2 separate regions of the Homo sapiens genome follow, and region 2 is linked to region 1. The links are chromatin loops, found by intact Hi-C in ENCODE. Cell type or tissue: PC-9. All regions are shown on one strand. Each heading gives the region's core, and the rest is flanking DNA. Links, peaks and the distances in the headings are about the cores only. Region 1 overlaps LOC105372049 (a long non-coding RNA gene). Region 2 overlaps DSG2 (desmoglein 2).

Evidence for each region. Peaks named below come from ENCODE experiments on the same cell type or tissue, not always from the same donor. Only the 100,000 strongest peaks of a DNase experiment are listed, where the experiment ranks them.
Region 2: a loop joins it to region 1, with 5 times the contacts of the local background. A loop is called at or near these places in 21 of 110 quality-filtered maps.

The regions. Positions count from the first base shown.
Region 1 is chr18:31,261,391-31,273,005 of GRCh38, forward strand. It overlaps LOC105372049 (a long non-coding RNA gene), which reads left to right. Exons shown (of 4, transcript XR_001753388.2): 4 at 1-907. Among named protein-coding and RNA genes, the nearest start is that of DSG1, 51 kb to the right of the region's middle. RefSeq lists an enhancer at 6,811-6,930. In PC-9, for the core only: a CTCF peak has its summit at 5,305 (motif pointing right); no DNase peak of the experiment used is centred there.
Region 2 is chr18:31,508,414-31,520,028 of GRCh38, forward strand. DSG2 (desmoglein 2) reads left to right here. Exons shown (of 15, transcript NM_001943.5): 2 at 9,826-9,861; 3 at 11,390-11,524. Among named protein-coding and RNA genes, the nearest start is that of DSG2, 16 kb to the left of the region's middle. RefSeq lists enhancers at 2,841-2,910, 7,913-8,456. In PC-9, for the core only: no CTCF peak of the experiment used is centred there; DNase peaks (open chromatin) are centred at 4,268 and 5,318; H3K27ac peaks cover 2,807 bases.

The sequences.
Region 1 (11,615 bases), core at 3,004-8,003:
AGTACATTTAACAATGGGAAAGAAATCCCAGAAGATCAGAATTCAAAGAGGTTGCCTCTGGTGGGTAGGAATCAGGGATATGTAGGGATTGGACATTAAGACTGCTACTTTTTCTCATACTCTTGTCATTTCGACATTTTAAAACATATTTTTTATAATTGTGGACCAGCAGTTGGCAGATCCCGATTTAAGTCCAGTCTGGTTATTCAGGAGTCCAAGCAGGTTTACTGGGTCCCTTGAACTGTATTCCCCAAATTCCAGAGCAGTTTCTAGAACAAAATAAGGAATCTCCAAATATTTGCTCCAAAACACCTTCAGGCATGTTTTGAGCATATTTTCTGAACCCAGAAGCCCCAAATTCTTGACAAAGTGTAGCATAACCATATCCTGTTCCCAAACCACGGATTGTAAAGATTTGTGCTCAGCCAGACTCCTGCCCTCTGCAGCCCCCTGTTAAATGGATTCAGCAGACTGAGAAACAGTAAGGCTCAAAGTGGCCCATCACTTTTAAGAGATTTATCTGACAAGGTGGGGAATTTCCAAGGCATCTGAGGATTTCCTAAACTTTCAGAGACCCTGCAGGCTCAGGTTTCAACATGAGTCCTTGAGACAGTTCTGAATAACCAATAGAAGGGATGGTTCCACATGCCCAGAGCCAGGAGGGCAGGACGGGAGGGCACGCTCCCTTATGGCATGGAGTGTCTATTGGGGTAAAGAAAGAGCAAGGTCATTCGTTCTTAACTCAAATATATATCCATGTACCCAACAAATGTTTTCACAATAACTTTTAAAATCTTGTCTATCACACTTTAAAAGACTGAATATTCGTGTCCATTTAATTATTTTTAAAACTGGTGTTTTTGGAAATTTGAATATAAATAAAATAAAAAGGGAAGATGGAAGAAAATGGTGTCTGGCATTGTGTCTTATAGCACGCATCTCTGTTTTTCTGTGTCTCATGATGGTTGCTATTTACAAAGCAAACCACACCTCCTTAACATTTCTCCCTCAACTACAGATCCACATTCTTCCCTTATCAGGGTCTGGTTCCTCCTAATCAACCTAATGTTTAACTAAAGTAACTCATGCTTGTTTTACTTATTTGGCATGCTTTGCCTCCTCTGAGAAAATAATTTACACATTGAGCTGTTTTGAGTACACATTTTATTCAACTGTATATAGATATTTTATATTTATAAATGTACATCATTTTATAATGTTTCAGCCTATTTAACTTAATTACAAACAGATATAGCAACTGTCTGCAAGTCGTATTACAGTTGTAAAGTAAGGATGCATTGGAAGAGCTTCCTATTAATATAAATTACTTTTAAAAAGCTGTTTTATATCAATACAAAAAGTCTTAAATTTTGAAAGCATTAATTGTATCTTTTATTCACAACACCCTGATATTGGGCAAGATTTCAAATCAAAAGAATCCAAACCCAATTATTCCAGTAGAGATGATCATTTCCCATTCTTTGGCTAGTGACTGGATTTTTAATAACCTAAAACCTCGTTGTAAATCTTTGACTATAGCAGCCTTCAGGGAGCTTTGTGGTTTGGATTTTCGGCTGCTATCCCTAGTTGCTATCAGTTAAGGATAGAGCCCTGAACCAACTAGAACCATGTGGAGGACTCTGACGCCATGTTTACTATTCCATTACCTCCCCATATCAAAATAATGAACAAGCAAGAAAAAAATGGTATAAATTACCTAGAGGAGAATGCACAAATCTTAGTTGCACAGCTCAATGAATTTTGACATAAGTATATCCCCATATGTATATCCCCAAATTTGACATATGTATATCCCCAGGTGACAAATATCCAGATCAAGAACACATTGATCACCCAAGAGAACTCCTCCAGGCCTCTTAGTGGCCCTCCCCTGTCCCAGATGTAAGTTCTTTTCTGATATCTATCACCATGAGTTAGTTTTGCATGATTTTCAAACGAAGTTAATACAAGCGAAATTATAGTCTATACTCTTCTGTGCCTGTTTTCTTTTGAAATTAATATAACATTTTTGAGATAAACATAAGACCTAAGTATGGAAAAAACAAAGTAAAATGACCTTGCTTCTAAGACACCTTGATTATGTATTTAAAAGTCCAAAAGCATTTGGAATAAAACGCCTATAAATAGTGAGATATTTAGCAAGGTCAAGAGATACAACGTCACTATACAGTAATCAATTATATCTCACTATATGTTTTGAATAACTTTATGGTTGATCCAATAATAAATTATTTGCTGAAATGAAAGTGTTCTTAAATATACACCCAGTGACACATAGAAACATAACTCTAAAACAAACATGATTAATGAGGTGAAAAAAGACCTAACATATCCCTAATACCTAGTAGACAATTAAGGTTTGTTTTTCTTGTTTTTGAGACGAAGTCTCACTCTGTCGCCCAGGCTGAAGTGCGGTGGTGCAATCTAGGCTCACTGCAACCTCTGCCTCCTGGGTTCAAGCAATTCTCATGCCTCAGCCCCTCAAGTAGCAGAGACGACGGGCACGCACCACCACGCCTTGCTTATTTTTGTATTTGTAGTAGAGACCATTTCACCATGTTGCCCAGGCTGTTCTGGAACTCCTGGAATCAAGCAATCCACCCACCTGGGCCTCCCGCAGTTTGAGGATTACAGGAATGAGCCCCCGCGCCTGGCCAAGATTTTTTTTTTTTTAAATAAAGTACTAGGCAATGCACATAAGAAAATATTAGCTCTTATATTTATCATTTTGTCCTTCCTTTGAGGAACTTTTTAAATATTATATATAATATATGTCATATTATATATATCATATAATATATAGTGTATCATATATGTAATATATTATATATTATATATTTATAATACAATTTAAAATGCTATATTATATATAATATTTTAAAATTACATTCACATAGAAATAAGGATATATGTATATATCTCTTTATCACAAAGTATTTCATAGAGTATGAACCACTGGAAATGGGACTTTGTGTTTCTATTCTGTGCTTTTAAAAAAAGATCATCTTATGAGTAAGGAATAAAATGGAAAACATTTAGATTATCTTAAAAACTGAACTACCTCTATACACTCAGGGTGCATCTGTGTGGATGTGCATGTGCACATGTTCTTTTTTTAGAAATTATTAACACTCAGAAAAATAAATGGCCAAATGAAACAGGGGGAAGTCTTAAATAGATGTAATCAAGTGAAGTAAAATGTAGGGCTGGCCGAAGACTTCGTAAAAAGCAAGGTTACCAGACAACTTATTTTCTATAACTAGATAAATGAATATAGGTGGCCATAAACACCTATCTTTTGAGTTTTCTATGTGCTAGACAGTATGCTAAAGATTTCACATTCCTCATCTCATTTAGCCTCAATAAAAACTAAAGCAGGTATTATTTCCTTATTTTATATACAAGAAACCAAGGTTTTGAGAGTTGAGGGGTTACTTCCCCAAGATTACACAATAAGTAAGTTAAAGAGACCAAGATTCAAATCAAGAGCTCACTTCTGGCTGGGTGCGGTGGCTCACGCCTGTAATCCCAGTACTTTGGGAGGCCGAGGTGGGTGGATCACCTGAGGTCAGGAGTTTAAGACCAGCCTGGCCAACATAGTGAAACCCCATCTCTACTTAAATAAAAAAAAATAGTGGGGCGTGGTGGTACGCACCTGTAATCCCAGCTACTTGGGAGGTTGAGGCAGGAGAATCGCTTGAACCCAGGAAGCAGAGGTTGCAGTGAGCCGAGATCGCGCCATTGCACTCCAGCCTCGGGGACAAGAGTGAGACTTCGTCTGAAAAAAAAAAAAAAGAGCTCACTTCCAGGCCTGGACACCATCTTCTTTGCTGCCTTCCTAAATATAAGTGAATATTCTCCATTTCCTTTTTGATCATCCTCTAAGTGCAGGGGTAAATTGTTATTTATAAGAAAATGTTCTTAAGTGTCTCAACTGCAATGAAATAGATCCTCAAAACGTGTAAGAGCAATGTGATGGAGAGACTAGATTCTAATAAATGAGGTCATAAAAACTGATGTAAAAAACTGTTATATGTTTGTTTAGCAAGCATTGACCTATAACAGTCACTTTCATGTGTGATTTTCGTGTAAACATCATAGCAACGACATAGAAAAGTAATTCCACAATTTCACAGAGGTGCACACTTGGGCTCAGAGAAGGAAATGATTTTTACTCAAAATCACAACCACTGTTTATAACTGGACAGTCACAGAGCTCCCACAAATTGAGGCACTCACTGAAAGGAAAATGCAAATGGTCAATAAAATATTTTTAAAGCCTCAACGTCATTAAAATCGGAGAAATTAACATTTCAACCACAAATCATACAAAGCTTTAACCATCAAACTGACAAATGTAAAGAGTTCAAACTTTTCCATTGATGAAAGGATGTTCAGAGAAAGTCACTGCACAAAAAGATGTTTAAAAGAGGTGTGAGGGGGATTTAGAGGTGGAGTACAAAGAAATAATTAACTTTGTGTAATTATTATGAAATTGCAGTGGTTAAAATAAAACATGTTCCTTTTGTGAAAGAAAAAAAGACTCTAATAAGCTAATGTTTTTTGTATAGGTATATGTGTTTTGGAAGAATGTTAATTCAATGGAAACATAAAAATGTGACTATACATAGCAAGATATGTAAAGAAACACTTTTTAATTATTATTTTTCTATAATATTAGTCTTCAGGTCATGATGAGAATTGAGGAAACTGAGGAGTTTATTGTCAATTCCAAAACTCTTTTTAAATCCTTAGTTTTGGGCAAATTTACATTTGTGATGAGCTATGACTTTGAACAGTACTATTTCAACGCAGTATTAAGTGAAAATTATTTTTGAAATAAAAGCATGATTTATTTGATCACATCTTATGGAATTAATTAAGCATAACTATATTAATTGCTACATAACTGAGAGCAAATTAATTGTAAGTAAATTACTTTATCACTGAATCCCTTTTAAGCAGTAGTATTATTTAATTATTGATCACTTGTAGTGGTTAATATATTTTGCAAATTCAGGGATGATACTTAAAAGTATATAAAATTTGCATCATGTCTTCTTTAATGAAAAATGTTTTTTTCTCAATGGAATAACAAAGCACATTTCAAATGTGTTCCAAAATAGAATTTGTAAATATTAACAGTACTTTTCAATTCTCTCTTATTAGGTAAAAAAAAAATTATAATTTGAGCACAGAGAATTTTCAATGCCCCTTAAACAGAAATGTCTTCCTTAATATCATAAATACAAAATTATCATAAGGTAAAATTTCCTGAAGGTGGCAGCATCCTAAGCAAATCTGTCTCCAACCTTTGCAGCAGGCAGTTTTTATGTATGGAGTAATATTACATTTCCTAATAAAAGGGATTAACAACAATACCACTCATTAATAATTATGAAAACAATGTAATAGTACTCATCATGACATGATTTCTTGAAGATTTATACAGTATAGTCTCTACTGAGGAATACATAAGTTGAACTCAATATAAATATTTTTTCAAGGTTTTTCTGAAATCTGTGAAGATTTCTGTTGATTCTCTGATTACACTAATTTTTTTTCTTGCTGAAACGTTATCTAAGTGAGAAAGTGACAGGCATACATTTTAACGTTCTAACTTTCATTTTGAGTCATACTTTAGACAAAAATAATAGGCCGGGTGCGGTGGCTCACGCCTGTAATCCCTGCATTTTGGGAGGCCGAGGCGGGCGGATCATGAGGTCAGGAGATTGAGACCATCCTGGCTAACACGGTGAAACCCCGTCTCTACTAAAAATACAAAAAGTTAGCCGGACGTGGTGGCGGGCACCTGTAGTCCCAGCTACTCGGGAGGCTGAGGCAGGAGAATGGTGTGAACCCGGGAGGCGGAGCTTGCAGTGAGCTGAGATCGTGCCACTGCACTCCAGCCTGGGCGACGAGCGAGACTCCGTCTCAAAAAATAATAATAATAATAATAATAATATTAATGCCAATTCCTTCTACATATTTCTTGAAATGTGAGGAAAATAATGATAACAAATGCTATGACTATGATTTTTGAAACTAAGAGTGGGCCCATAAATTGGGAAATAAATCTTAATTTAAACATTGGGTTTTAAAGTACTTACTCAATTCACTTCACAGTTACTTTGAAATAAAACCCCACAAACTTTTCTTATCTGACAATAAAATATAGTTTGATGATTTACTTTTGAAACTGTAATGCACTACACAGGTGGTTGTGGCTGTTATCATTATTTTTAAAAGCCAAGTTTCCACATCTGTACTTTGTGATCAGGGACTCTAATAGCAAGAAATAGTTGTATCATTGGTCAACAGAGTTATTTTGAACCTAGGTATTTTCCTTCAAAATGAGATGTGCTTTCCCCCGTCATAATAATTTTGATTCCATCACTTCTTTGTTATTCCATCTCTAAAAATGAAGATAAACATCTAAATTCTACAGTGTTTGGTCAATAACCTCCCTATTTAGATTTTAGTGCCCATTCATCATTATGCATATACCAAATTAGATTGCTGTAGAAGCAAATGTTTCTCAGAAAAATAATGAAACCCTTTATTTCATAGGTTCAGAGACATGTTGCTTCTTTGTAAATGGTAACTTGCCAGCCAGCTAACCCACGGTTAAGCAAAGATAAACTCCCTGGAAGGCAACAGATGTAATCTCAGCATTATTTTTTCTTCAGAGTTTTCCCAACCAGAATTTTTGTCTCTATTCCTGTTGCATTTTCATGTTTTCTTTCTTTCCATTTCTTTCTTTCTCTTTCCCATACTCTTCTGCATATGATTATTTTCTTCCTTTTTTTTTTCTTTCTTTTTTTCACCTCTGTCCTTCTCTCTGCAGTTTCTGATGCTGTGAACCTAGTGAATATTAAGGGACTTTCCTGGGGTATTTCCCAGAGGTTGAAGAAAAGCACCAGGACTGTGAAGTCACAGAAGCAGCCACAACACAGACTCTGGGAGGATGGGAAATGGCTAAAGTCATGATTTAGCCAGATGTTACAGAGTACAGGAAAAATAGAAAGTGAAGACCGGAAAAGTTCTATGCACTTTACTGAAATTGAAAACCCAAAATTCTCAACATGTTCATCCAATAAATTTTTTATATATATTTGGGATAAGTAAATTAAAATTGTATAAAAGATTTGTCTTAAATTCCTCAGCTAATATAGACAAAGTAGTACGACTGCACAAGCATTATCATAGATTCAGATGCGGGTATGGAGAGAGAAGAACTGGTCTGCTTTATTATATATTTTGCCAAATAGAGCTTATGGAAGAGAAGATATAAGAAAAATAATGAGGAACCTGTTTTAAACTGGATATGGGATAACTTCAGCATAAGTGATAGAATAGAAGAGAGAAAAGTAAAAAAAGGAGAAAACAGGCATGACTGACTAGTATGGGAATGTGAAAGAAATAAGAAAGAAATAAAAGTAGAAATGCAAAAAGCAATGGAAGGGTTCATATAAGTGATCAATAATTGCATCAGAATAAAATTAAGGGATATGGCCAATGGGGAAAAAGGATAATCAGGAGATTATCTGATTATAAAAGATAATGTTTGGAATAAGAGAGAGAGAGCAAAGGAAAGAGAGACAGAGAGAGAGAGATGATCAAGAGACCTGGGGAAAAAAATCTTGTTGACTGAAGTAGTAAGGTGGAAATAAATTTGGAAAGTAACATGGAGGAAGAAGCAGTAAAATGTTGTCATGAATAAAAGGAGAGCTGGTCTGAGATCATCTGCCAAGTGGAGGAGATGTGGACACCTGAGACAAAGGAAATATCAGTGACTACTGAGCGAGGAGTTGGAGCTTTGCCATAAACCAAGTAAAGTGAAAACACTAGTTCTTGCCAGCAAGCTGACTTTCACATGAAAGGGCAACAAACACATAATTTAATTATCATTGAAAGCAAAAATGACACCAACTGTGTTTTAAACTCTTCCTCATCTCATGGGATGTGATAATAAGTGAATCATGACAGCATCAAGCTCATTTCTGGTGCTTCACTAAAGTAACACAGTAAAAACATTAGCAGTCAAGAATTTGTGTAATTATTCAGTATCATCTTCCTGGAAAATTTTAGATACTTTGCAATTGAGATGCATTTACATGTTTCCTGATTCCTTCTTCAAAATAAAGGTCCATATGCAGTTTTTTGCCAAAACGAACAGAGAACGGAGAGGCAAAGCAGAACTACCCCAAGCTAACCTCCTTTGCCCATGGGTAGAACAGGCTTGTCACACCGAAAGTGAAAAACTCCCCATTAGAATATTGACTCTCCTCTGTAAACATCCAGTACAAGGAAATAAGAATACATGGATGCAAAGTAAACTCTTAGTTTCTACAATTGGTAGATAAAAGCTGGTGTTAATTTTTCTTTAAGCAGCCCAGGGTGCTTGACCTCCTTGAATCTACCTATGGTGTCGGAGGAATTCGTTGACATAAAGGTCCCCCAGCTCAGCAAGAGATAAGCCAGGGAAACATTGGAGTTTATGGCCGGGTTCTCCTGATACTGTTAGAACACTAAACCTTAGGGAAAGGACTATTTTTTTTTCTTCAAACTTCAGGGAGGCAGGCTTAGAATTAATTGCCCTTCCAGACAGAGAAGAGAGAATGTGATGCCTCTGGACACAGCAGTGTCTTGAACTTAAGACAAGGACATTGCAGTGTATTTTTCTGGCCGCCTTCTTTTAGTCAGTTCTAAAGGGATTCAAAAAGCTCTTTATAAAAGCAAATTTAGAAGAAGCTCTGTCCAAACTCATAGAGTAAGTTTAATTACTTCTAAAATTAACATAAAATGTGGAAAAGTGCACCTGTTATAGGCATATGCCTCAATAAATTTTTACCAGGTAACTAGACCCATGTAACCAGCTCCTTAATCATGATCTAGAACATTACTAGAAGGCCAGCCATCACTAACTCTCCAAATGTCACCACTGGCATGAATACTGATAACAAAGTTTTGCCTGTTTTTGTTTTTTGGTTTTTGTTTGTTTACATTAAATAAATGAAATAATGCTATATGTTCTCCTTTGTGACATATAGCTTCTTCCACTCAATAGTATGTTAGTCTGATTCATCCACATATTTTGGGATTGTTCTGAGTTGGTTATTCTCATTGCTCTATAGTATTCCATTATATGAATGTGCTGTAATGTATTATTCAACCTATTATTGATGATGTTAAAAGAAAAACTTCGGCCAAATTAAATTTAAAGTAGTTTTATTGAACAATGAACAATTTGTGAGTCAAGCAGCCCTCAGAATCACTGCAAATTCAGGGAGACTCCAGGGATGCCTCAAGGTCAGAACAAATTCATAGACAAAAAAAAGGGAAGTGATGTACAGAAATCCAAAGTGAGGTACAGAAACAGCTGAATTGGTTACAGGTTGGCCTTTGCCTTATTTGAACACAGTTTGAACACTTGGCAGCGTTTGAGTGGTTGAAGTAAGGCTGCTGGGATTGGCCAAGACTCAGCGATTGTTACAGGCCCATACTCCTAAATTAGGTTTTCAATCTTGTCTACCTATTAAGTTAGATTACTGTTCATCCACGATGACTCAAATATAGAAGTATGGAGCCATTCTCAGGACATATTTAGTTTGCTTTAACGATGGACGTTTGAATAGTTTCTAGTTTGGGGACATTATTAATAGTCCTGCTATGGATATGCTTATATGTGTCTTTCAGTGTGTATATTATTCACTTCTGAAAGGGATAGGTGGAATTGCTAAGCCATAGGTTATGTATATGTTCCTGTGTTTTACTAGATAGTGCCAAATAATTTTCCAAAGTATTTCTATCAATTTATATTTTAATTGTAATGTACGAGAGCTCCAACTGCTCTACATTTTTAATAACTCTTGACATTTTCCATCTTTTTATTTTAGTTTTCTAATGGGTGACCATATGGCTTTAGAGCTGTACTGTAGGAATAGTTGAAGAGTCTCAGACCAAATCCTGAAAATTCCAGTTGTAAATGATATATTTGGGTCTCACATCCTACTCGGGTATGTGATTTTGGTGATTGAAAATAAATTGATTTCTAAAAAAACCTACCTAGCAAACAACTTTACTCATCAACAAAAACTGTGAAAAGCAGTTGTGGGGCCAATTCTTCAATTCATTACATCCAACAAACCTCCAGTTTCAAGGATTATATTTTTTCTAGTAATTTCATTTTTCTTCCGAATAGTTTTACTTTTAACCAGTCTAGTTATCTACTCTTTTATAGGTTTATCCAAAATGCTTTAGTTTTTTCAAAGCCATAAAGGAATCTTTAGAAAACTTGTTATACATGAAAATGTTGTTCATTAAGTTATTACTATATGCTATTAATCATGATAATTATCAGGGATCCAAAGATGAATAAAATAGAGTCCATTTTTCAGTGATTTACAAACTAAGGAGTAGATAATAATAGCTAACATTCTTTAAGTGTTTACTATGTATATTTTACATGTATTATCTCATTTAATACTTACAACAAATATACTAGTAGGTTCTACTATTGTCCCCTATTATAGATGAGGAAACTGAGGCACAGAGATGTAAAGAAACTTATCCAAGGTAGCAATGATGTTGAAATATGATTCAAATCTGGGAAGTCTGATTTCAGAGTACACTTTAAACCATTACGCCACCTTATGACTACAACAAAAGGTACACTAGAATATGTGCTTTAAAATACGGCTAAAAACAAAGTTATTGAGAAGATATTAAGTGGGAGAGCTGAGTTCAGACTGTGAGAGTTGGGAACTTTATGGAAATGGCCAGGTATTTAAAATTAGGTAGTACTTTCAAAGAAAAAATGAAGAGAAATGGAATTCACATAGTGGTAATAACACAGATTCTAAGCTCCTTGGGGGAAGGAAGTGTGCTTTTTGTTACTGTAAACTGATCGACTAGAAAAAGGTCTGTGAGTGAGCTGATGTTGAATGAACATAGAGATTTGGGGCGTGTCAAGCATCATAGGCATCCTGTGGCCATATGCTACAGTTTAATGTCACTGAAAGAACATGCATGAACATGTGAGTGGGTGAAGATTGATGTTCAGAGCATATTTGGGAAAGCAGTACTTGTGGGTCAACATAATCAAAGAATAGGAGCTTAGCATAAGGTGTAAAATGTCTCATTCTGTACAATTTACTTTATACTGTCAAGTTGGAATCCCTGATTGAAATGATTTCTTCCAAAATTCTATGAGTGGTTTTTCCAAAGAAGCATTAAATTTATTTGCATATAAACTAGGCCAAATTTTAAACTGTTCTCAATAATGTTATTTTCATATAATAGCTTTTATATCTTAAGTACCTTAAAGAAATTATTGACCCCAAATATTACTTCAGTGTTAAAGAGGAAAAATGAATATAAAATATGCTTCAAATAACAAATATTGAGCAGATATAAATAAGATGAATAAATAAACCAACAATGGCCAAGTAAAGATATTTTAAAATTAGGAACCTAATAGTAGTTGAAAAATATTTATCTTTGCCTATAATTTTTAAAATGTAAAATGTAGATTATAACAACCTTGAGATAATATGTTACACCTGTAAGAGTGACAGAAATATTTTCAATGA
Region 2 (11,615 bases), core at 3,289-8,288, 250 kb after region 1:
GATAGAGTCTCATTCCGTCACCCAGGCTGGAGTGCAGTGGCGCCATCTCGGCTCACTGCAACCTCCGCCTCCTGGGTTCAAGTGATTCTTGTGCCTCAGCCTCCCTAGTAGCTGGGATTACAGGCATGCACCACCACACCTGGCTAATTTTTGTATTTTTAGTAGAGATGGAGTTTCACCATGTTGGCCAGGTTAGTCTTGAACTCCTGACCACAGGTGATCTGCCTACCTCTGCCTCCCAAAGTGCTGGGATTACAGGTGTGAGCTTACAGGCGTGAGCCACTGAGCCCGGCCTGAATTGCCTGATTTAGAACACATCTTTTCACACATCTGTCTGTAACTAGGGGCTCATTATCCAGTTTATGAATTATCCAGGCTCTCCTCTTCTTCCCTTTCCTATGCTACCATGTGATTTTACACAGTGGTTTCCAAAAGTGTGGTCCCACTTTTGGGGCCAAGCAGCATCAGCATCCCCAGGAAACTTGTTAGATACAAATTCTTGGACCCCATCCAGACCTACTGAGTCAGACACTCTAAGGCGGGACTCAGTAATCTGTGTTTTATCAAGGTGATTCTAATGCCACTCAAGCTTGAAAACCACTGTTAACATCCCAATTAGAAAATAAAAATAACTGGAGTAGAAAAGAAGATTAAATATTAAAAAGCCCTATGTCAAGGGAAAAAATAGGAACTGTCCATGAATATACAAAACTTTACTTGAAATAAGAATTCACAGCATGAATGAACAAGTCAAGTGTAGCAAAGCATTGCTAAATGCATATTTTAAAATTCTATGAGTTAATAAAAAGCTTTCAAAGAAACTGTCTTCCTCTTTGTAACTAACTTCAATATGACTCACCTAAAATCATATTTGTTACATTCAGATTAGCCCAAACATCCGAAGAACAGGTGAAAGATTTTGGTAAGTCATGTACTTTATTACTGTCAGACTTAAAATATTTATTATTATCTAAAGTTCAAATTCAGAGTTCAAAAATTAAAAGTTCAAAATATTGCTCTTTTTTTTTAAATTAGCAATTGTGAAAAATATAATTACATATTTAAATCAGCTGTTGAGTGAGACTGCTATAGGAGTATATAAATGTCTAGATCATCTGTAAGTTGGACTTTTAAGTTGGAATTTTCTAAATAAGTTATGCTGGTTAGCCGTAAAATAAATGTTATAAAAACTGTCTTTTCTTCCTCCTGTCCCCAAAATAAGATTAAGAAGAGAAAAGTGCAGTAGGTGAATTCCAACATAAATCTGACCCACGTCAGATTTATCAGAGCAGATCACCAAACTCACTGGTCCACCCTGACTGCACTGGGTCACTTGAACTCTTCTGAACATGTACATTTCTATGACTGTAGACTACAGAGCCTTCTTTGTGGCTATGGACGCTACTACAGACCAGACCACCAGCTCTGCCAATACAAATAGAAAAGTCAGGATGTGTGACCAGAGGAAATAAACAAGTGGCATCCACTCCCTTTATTTTATCTCATTTTATTTCTTTCAGATTATTTCAGCCAAAGTTGAAAGCTCTTTAAGAATGGATTGGGGATAAACCAGGGATCCTCTGGGCAGTTTTTGATTTGACCTTCTATACAATAAAAGGGAGAAACAAAAGAATTATAAAACATTCTGCTGGTTGGAAGGTTGAGTAACCAAGGAAAGAAAATAACACAGATGTTAGATGATGGGCCTGAGGTGGGCATGAATTTAAAGAACCACTGGCAAGTGCCACGTCCTCTGTGTTTGAGTTCTAAAGATAGTCCGTTGAGCACACTGCTTACCTTCTAGTAATTTCTCGCTGAATGGACATTAGAAGCCATTATAGTGACTGAAAGTTGAAATAATGTTTTAAACTAATTTGTATTTCTCTACATCCATTTTTAATAAGGTATCTCTTAGTCTGATCTATTAAAGTTTAAGGGATCACCTCACCATAAAACCACTGAACACTTCAAGATTCTCTACTTTAAAGGAAAGACTTCTGACAGAGAACCTGTCAGCCAGGAGGAGCTGTCATCCAGTGACTCATGAGTCCTTCTGGATTCTTGTTTAAACTCATCAAGGTGACTTCAGAACAGAAAGTCTTTTCTAAAAGTGCTGACCTTGAAAACAAAGAGTACATTGATTGATGGTGTTTGGTATTCCCTCATGCCTCTGCAGGAAAAAAAAAAAAATCTTTTGCCAGATACCAGGAAGTCCAGTTTTTATAAGATGTGCAGGATCCAATGGTAGAAAAATTTTTTACATGTTTTTCAAAGCAGCAAAACTAGTTAATAAAATACTTTTTTTAGAGTTTAGCAAATTAGAAAAGCTTTTGCAGAATTTTTTGGTTCATCTGAAAACACTGCTTTGGATACAGGAACTAGCAGCTTACTTTTCCTCGTCAGTCTTAAAGTCATGTTGCAGGTGACATTTTTCTGTCACCAAGTTCCTGGTGAGAAAAAAAGTCACAGATTTAGTGTTTGGAGGAAACCTTATTGGCCATTTTGTCCAGCCACCCCTCCCATGCTTGAAACCTCTTCACAGCATCCCCACAGGAGGTGACTCAAACTTACAGAGTGGACAGGTTTTTTAAAAAGTGCCAGGGAGTGGGAATGGAGGACTAAGGCAGAGAGTTTCTGCTTGTTCCAGTCATGTTACTTGCAGTATACTACCCACTAGAGATGTACAGAATCTCCACAGTCCTCTGCAGCTTGTATTACTGTCCTGACCCTGGTTATTACAGTAGCTTCCAATCAGAGAAACGCAGCCATGGTGTCTTAACCTCGGCACTTGGCCAGTTGCAGCCAGATAACACTTAGTTGTAAGGGCTATCATGTGCATTGTAGGATGTTTGACAGCATCTCTGGTTTCTACCCACTAGATGCCACTGGCATTTATCTCCCCTACCTCGAGCCCCACCCTGGTTTGACAACCAGAAACGTCTCCAGACATTACCAAATATCCCCAGTGGCAGGAGGAGCGGGGCAGGGCAAAACTGCCCCTAGTGGAGAACGATTGGTCTAAATTAAGAATGTGTTCTGTGAGATAGAGGATCTTAAGGAACCAGATCCAAATTATTTAGAAAGCAGTGGCTGAGATCTTAACTGCTCAGTCAAATAAACAGACAGTTCCACAATTGACAAAATGTTAGTGCAGTTCTTTTTTCTTTTTTTGTACAATGAATGAAGCAAATATTTCAGTCCATAACACCTTACTAAAAGCATGCTACTGCAATACGTGCTATAAAAATGCAGATAGCAGAACCCTCTTACCTAGATTCCAAGACAACCTTGACTTTAAGATGCACATCAATTCTTCTGATGTTTTAGTGTAACATACATCCAGAAAAGTGCACATATCACGAGTGCACTGAATCTTCACAAACTGAAAACACCATGTCACCAGTAACGAGGTGAAGAAACAGATTGCCAGCATCCCAGAAGGCCCCTTGTGCTCCCTTCAGTCCCTACGATCCCCCTGATAGCCGCTGTCCCAATTCACAGCAGATTAGCCTTGCCTGTGTCACGCTGGCTCCCTAGATGCTCAGCAATTTAATACCAGCCTTTTGAGAGAAGAAAAGAAACATTACATTAAAGATGTACAAAACCTCTAATATGCATCCCAGTTCCTTAACTAAAACCGACTGATGACTCCCAAATTTTTATCTCCGGGCATAACTTCTTTTCTGAGCTACTAACTCCTATATCCAAAAGGCCATTCACACAGAACACATAAAAACGGCTCTTACCTCCCATTTCACCCCTCCCTCAACACCACCCCTGTCTCCTGCCTCACCTTCAGCTTACCCCATCCCTCTCCCCATTCTGTCTCATCTCTGGAAATGGTGCCTTCACTCACCCAGGTGTTCCGGGTCAAAATTCTAAGGGTCATCTATATTTGCCCTCATTCATTCCATTCACAGGTCTCTGTTGCCTCTGCCTTCAAAATAAACACTGGAGATATCTACTTTCTTTCATCTTTACTGCAACTCCCAGGGTTTAAGCTAGTGTTATGTATTGCACGTGCTTCTGCAATGATGCAATGACTACAGTCTGGTCTCTATACATTTGTTCTTGCCACTTTATGGCCTGTTCTCCATACAGTAGCACCAGCGAGCTTTTTCAAACATAAACTGGTTGTATCATTTCCAAACATAAAAGCTTCCAGTGGCTTCCTCTCACACTCAGGATAAAACCCAAAGTCCTCTCCCTGACTGGGTACTGGCCTATCCCTGTGACATCATCATCACTGATTCACCACCGCATGGCCTGGGCGTTCCTTTTGCAGGGCTCTGCCTGACTGGCTTCCTCATACCATTCACGTCTCTGTGCAGATGCAGCCCCTTCTGAGAGTTTTCCCACACTTCCAAGTCACTCTCTACTATCCTGACCCTGCTTTAATTTTTTTTATTGCTCTTATCAAAACCTGGTCTGTCTTTGTCTCCCCAGTATGTAAGCATCCAACAGGGTAAGAATATTGTGTTACTTAACATATCCTACAAGCTCAGGAAATTGAGGGTATGAATTAATTCAAACTTGCAGAAATTTTAAGATAAGGACCATGCAAAACTTAGAATTGAGGAAATGTCTCATAAATTCTGTTTATTGAATGCCAGTCACTGCAATAGTTACATTTCATATATTTCTTTAATTTGCACATCAGCCCTGCAAAATGGATGTATCCTAGTTAGGTGGCTTTCAGATGCAAGTAACAAAACCCAACTAAAACTAGGTTAAAGAAAAGAATGTTGAATATCAATCGTAAGAAAAAGTTTAGAGAGAGAGTTGGTCCAAATTTGAACGATTCTGTAACTTAAAGCCTTTATGGTTTCAGTTTGGCTTCTCTAGCATTTCATTAGCTTTCCCCTCATGGTCACAGCATGGCTGTAGCTATTCCAAATGTCACCTCCTCACTCAACAGTCTCCAGAGGCACTTAAATAGGAAGGTTATGCATGTGCTTCTCTTCTAATCAGTGAGGAGAATCTTTTGTAGGGTCTCCTGATACCTCATTGACCAAAATTCTCTTACACATTTATGCCTAAACCAGCCAATATCAAAGTAAATGGGCATACATACCATGCTTTGTCATGCCAGTCATTCAGCTCCATGAGCTAGGCAGGGTCTACCTGAGAGTACAAAGTAGAGTTTTATGAACACTGAAGATGAGAGAAAATGCCAATAAGCTAGACAATTGAAAATGTCTGCCACAGTATGTATTACTCTCCTGTTACAGATAAGGAAATTCAGACTAAAGCATCTTGTCTGGCAGGATCTCCTCCCCGCTTCCCTCTGCCCTGAGGATGGGTTAGACTTAATGACTCACTCCCAAAGAATGGAATAGGGACTGGGAAAAATAGTAACTTTACAACGGAGAAACTGCAATCAGTACCTTAGCCAGTGGTGTCATGTGGCTATTGCACACCAGCTAGTATGGTGTGACAGAAAGGGCACTTCAGCTCTGTGATGTTCTTTCCAAAAATGCATAATACTGATCTAATCGTGAGAAAAACAACAGATAAACCCAAATTGGAGGACACTGTGCAGGATACTCAGCCAGTATTCCTCAAAACCGTCAAGGTCATGAGAAACAAAGACTGGGAAAGTGTCAAAGACCAGAGGATATAAAGGAGAAGTGATCACCAAATGCAATGTGGAATCGTAGATTGGATCCTGGAACAGCAAAAGAACATTAGTGGGGGAAATGGTAAAATCAGAATAAAGTATGGAATTTAGTTAACAGTGCATTAACTAAATGCACCAATGTTAATCTCTTAATTTTGACAAATGTACAGCAGCTATTTAAGATGTTAACATATGAGGAAATTGGAGAAAGGAACTGCTGGTACTATCTTTGCAACATTTCTGTAAATCTAAAACTATTCCTAAGTAAAAACATATTTTAAAAGAAATGTGTGCTAGGTAATTGTTGAAACTGGATGTTAGCTATATGGGTGTGCATGTTACTATTCACTCTGCTTTTATACATGTTTGCAATTTAAAGTGATTTTAATGTTAAAAATACATACATTAATGAAATATATTTTATGAGTTTCTGCCTTCGAGATACTAGCAGTCAAGAGTAACAAAAATTCTTGTGCTGACTACTGAAACAACAATGGATAAGGCAGACTTCATTGACTGTTGTTTGTACCTAAACAAACAAATGATATTTCATGTCACATTCTACAATCTTGCTCCTCAAAATTTGGTCTGAGAACCCACAACATTGCTATCATCTGAAACCTTGTTAGAAATGCAAAGTGTAAGGCTGACCTCTAGACCTACTGAATTGGAATCTTCCTTTTAACAAGGTCCCCAGTGAACAAAATACACATTAAAGTTTAAGAAGCACTGTTGGTAACCATGTGATTTTCTGCATTTCTGAGCAAATCACATCTAGAAAGTAAATTCCAATAAAAATCAGTGAAGATGCTCATATGATGAATTTACGTTTGACTAGAGGACTGTAAATTACTTCCGTTTTCTTATATCCTAGTAAAACACATGACACTTGGTCAGAATAATAATATTTACTTAAAATAACATGTAAATTATACCCTCTTGCTAGGGCCGGTAAGATTGTAGGGAAGAATAAAAGTAGCAAATATTCAGTGCAGCCAACTACTTAATATGGCCTGTATCAAAGAGAAGAGTCTGATGGTTAGAAGGATGGGCAAGAAATATATTAAATTTTTTTGTTTGTTTGTTTGAGACAGAGTCTCACTCTGTCGCCCAGACTAGAGTGCAGTGGCGCGATCTCGGCCGACTGCAAACTCTGCCTCCCGGGTTCACGCCATTCTCCTGCCTCAGCCTCTCGAGTAGCTGGGACTACAGGCACCCACCACCACGGGCAGCTAATATTTTTTTGTATTTTTAGTAGAGACAGGGTTTTACCGTGTTAGCCAGGATGGTCTCGATCATCAGACCTCATGATCCGCCTGCCTCGGCCTCCCTAAGTGCTGGGATTACAGGTGTGAGCCACTGTACCCGGCCTAAATATACTAAATTTTAAGGCTGTTCCCTGATGATGTGGACACTGGGACCTCTCTGATCCAGGCACTGATCTTTCTCTTCAAAAATTCCCACCCAAGGAACATGCAGAGAGAAGTGATCTATCTCAGCATTGCTTTCCCTTGCTTTTCATACCATGCCACCTTTGAAAATACATAAATTTGGGGAGCACCACTTTGGTTAGAGACATCTCTGGCCATTGCTAGCTGGGCAAGTTAATAGTAGACAGAATGAAGAAGAGATCATAGATCTGATCATAAAATAGAGAATTAGCCATGATTGTTCATCTGCCCCAGAGAAGCCCACACTAGAAGCTGAACATCTGCTCTCCTTGAGTTTCTCTTTGGAATGGAGAGCCAAGAACATGAACTGACAATGGAAAGGAAAGAAAGAGGCTGAAAGATTCACTTGTGGAATGGACCCTACAGGAAGCTTTCAAATGAATGCAAAGGATGTGAAAGAGACTTTGAAATTTTAGGGAATGCCTTGTTTCCCATGATGTACCAACTAGGGCTTTGTGGATCCATGTGACCATGCAGATGGGAAAAGGCAAACAACTGAGAAAAGCTACACCAAAGACAGAGTCCAGTGAATTAATGCATAAATGGAAGGTGGAGTAGTGGGAGCAATACATATAGACAATAATTTCAATTTGGAATTATAAGTAAGAGAGGGATATAGAGCAATAGATTGTTAACAGAAACAAGAGAGGGATCTGGTTTTTTTTTTAAGATAAGGAAAACCTAAATATATTTGGTTTGCCAATCAGAAGGAAATAAATGTATTGATTAGCCAATGGAGAAGGAAGATAAAAGGTTAGTGGAAGGATTAAGGTTCTTGAAGATAAATGTGGGAGAACAAATAGAGTTGCAAATAAAGCACACAAACGATGGTTTGCCTTGGAAAGGAGTCAGGACACCTCTTCTGTGGGGAAAGAAGGGAAGGAGAGGATGACTGAAGATAGTCTCAGTCAAATAATACATGGGGTCATCTCATAAGAGTGAATAGGTACAGAGGTGTGACTAGAGTCATCTCCTAAAGTTTGGAATGCCTATTTTAGAAATGCAATAAGGGTAAGGCAATGACAAAGTGACGATATAATTTATAGTGTGAGCACACTTTTGAGGATGAAAGGGTTGTTAACAGATGGAATGCCTCACAGCAGGTGTCAACCTAGACTCTTCTGAGCAAATGCAGACATATGGTCACACTAGAAAGGAACCGCCACCCCATGGAAAGAGCAGCTATTTGAGAGCATGAATGTGTAAGGGATCTATTCAGCCACTGTGGCCTCCTCTAGCGATATTGCCAGTACATGGTCAGAACTAAAGAGAATAATAGGTTTCTAGAGTTGAGAGGAAAAGTGAGGCAGGAATAGCAGTCATGAAAATGAAGCCTCCCTGGTGGTCACTGACAACATCTTCAGAGTGGCAGGCAGCAGTCTGCTAGCTGCTCCGGTAGAACTGTGTGCAGCGGTGGAAATGTTTTCTGTCTGCCCTGTCCAAATGGGTAGCCCTTAGCACATGTGGCTGTGGAGCAACTGGATTATTCATTTCAAATAATTGCGGTTAAAATCCAAATAGCCACAAGTAGCTACCATATTAGAAAGTGCTGGTTCAGATTGAGCCAAGAGAAGAAGGAAGCCAGCAGGGAGATTAATGAACTATAAGGAAATCCTGCCATTTGCAGCAAAACAACATGGCTGGAAGTGGAGGTCATTATGTTAACTGAATAAGCCAGGCACAGAAATACAAATACAACATCTTCTCACTTATATGTGGGAGCTAAAAGTTTTGATCTCATGGGCATCGAGAATAGAATGATAGAATCCAGAAACTGGGAAAGGTAGTGGGGAGGTGGGGGAAGAAAAGAATTGATTAATGGGTACAAATATATGGTTTGATAGAAGAAATAAGACCACTAGTTAGAAATAAGTACACTAGTTCGATAGATCAGCAGGGTGACTATAGTTTACAATAACCTATTATACATATCAAAGCAGCTAGAAGAGAATTATTTAAATGTTTCTAGCATAATGAAAAGACAAGTATTTAAGGTAATTGACATCCCAAGTATACTAATTATCTTTACAAATTATATGAATGTATTAAATTATCACATGTATTCCAAAACTATGCACATCTTTAATGCATCAATTTTTAAAATTATTATTTTACAGTGCAAAATATTCAGAAAGCAAGATGGGAGTTTTTTGGGCAAATTTAAGAGTAAGCATAACTGTATTTAGAACAGTACTAGGTCATGATGAAGTCCCAAGTGTGACAGTGCCTATGAAGAACCAAAGAAAAGAGTTGGTGGGACTGAGGATGCTGAGGAACCGAGAAGTCAGAACATGGGCTGTCCGTGTGTGTGTGGTGTGTGTTTTTTTGTGTGTGTATAATGCACACACATCCATAGGGATGGTGGGAGTTAGCTGGGTGTGGGGTACATTACATACTGGTGGCCTCGAGGAAAAGTAAGCAGGTCCTGGAGAACACAAGATAAAAACCATAGGATGCGGAGTAAAGGATGAGAGAATGTCTAAGATTTCACAAGGCAGATTATTTTGTTTGTTTTTTAAGATACTGTTTTCTGGAGGAGTCAGTATGGATCCAGGAGAATATAGATTTCTCCTCGGGCACTTCCCATTAGGGAAGGCAATGGGAAAAATTAGTTTCCTCTTGACAAAGAATAGTAGTAGTGGTTAAACTTTTTTTATGTCTATAATATTCAATGCAGTAGGTTATTCATGAACAATGTTTTCACACTGAATTGAGCAGTAAATTGGCTAAATATCAAATAATTTTATTTTACAGATCTGCTTTAACGTTGGAAGTGGACTTCACTTACAGGTGAGGAAACAAAGGGATTATTTCTGCCTTCTGACTCAGGAGGGTTAATTCCATGGCAAACAGGTTGACTGGGCTTTACTAGATTGAAGACACATGTTGTATTAGACCCAGCCATTCCCATTCAAACAAGTGCAGAGGAGCTTATCCAGGGGTATTCAGTGCAGCAGTTTTTGACAATGTAAATATCCACCAATAGGTGAATGTTAAAACCATTTATGGTACATGAAAGAATGTCCATGACGAGGTGCTGAATGAAAATCGGGGCAAAATAAGATATATAGTGTAAGTCCATTTTTATAGCAAAAAGACCTTTATGCATCTGTGTATATATGTGCAACTGTATAGTTATGAAAAATCATAAAAGATATTAATCAAGCTGTTAATGAATACTTTGTGAGGTATAAATGAAAAAGTAATTTCAATTTTTTGTCATAGAAAATTTTGTTCAAGTAAAAAAAAAAATCAATGACCTAGTGATAACCAGAGTACATATTTTGAAGTAAAATACCTATTACATAGAGCAACAAAATGAGTAAAATGATAAACCAAACCTAGTATAAGGATTATTTCTGATCTTAAGATCCCAGGTCAGCTGTATTGAAATTTCCCTTGGATAAAATATATATTCACCTGTAAAACCCAACTGGAAATTTATAGAATGGTTTTCTGCCTAAGGTTCTGAAAATGAAATGGGAAATTTAATTCTTTACCCAATCCTGAAAACAATAAATTCATTAACTGGCAGTTTCCCTGGTTTTAGTCAAGTTTATATCAATAGATTACTAAGATTTAGCCTTAAAAAACATTTAGTAATTTATTTTTAAACCACAAACCACCACAGAAAAATGAAACTTCATTTTCAGTTAATAAGAAAAAACGTTTTTGACATGATCTGTTATTTTTTACTTTGCCAATTTGTAAGGCTACTAAATGATTCTTTAAACTTTTCAAACTCTCACTCTGGGAAATCATTTCTTACAGTTAAAAACAAAATTCTACTGTCTGGGCACAGTGGCTCACACTTGTAATCCCAGCACTTTGGGAGACTGAGGCGGGCGGATTGCTTGAGGCTTGAGTCTAGGAGTTCAAGGCCAGCTTAGGCAACATGGTGAAACCCCATAGCTACTAAAAATACAAAAATTAGCCAGATGTGGTGGTGCATGCCTGTAATCCCAGCTTCTTAGGAGGCTGAGGCAGGAAGATGGCTTGATCCGGGGAAGTCAAGGCTACAGTGAGCCAAGATCATGCCACTGCACTCCAGCCTGGGTGACAAAGCAAGACCCTGTCTCAAAAGAAAAAATAAACCAGAAAAAACCCTACACTTTTACTAGCTTGGAGACAATCTCTTGAGGCCCTATGCAGTTTGCTAGAATATATATATTCCCTTTTAGACAATGAAGCCTCATAGGAAATACGAAGCATACCTTAAAATTTGCACTATTTAAAAGTTTATTATGTTATAGGACAGCATACTAATGTTCTATATTTATGACACATAATAAATTTTGGCAATATTCTATTGTTATAGGTCTTAAGCACAAGAAATGAAAATAAGCTGCTTCCTAAACATCCTCATTTAGTGCGGCAAAAGCGCGCCTGGATCACCGCCCCCGTGGCTCTTCGGGAGGGAGAGGATCTGTCCAAGAAGAATCCAATTGCCAAGGTACCTCCTAAAGAGGAACATGAAATACATGCATATGACTAAAATGTGGTGTGAGAGGACTTTTATGTCTACTTTAAGATTTAAGGAAAAT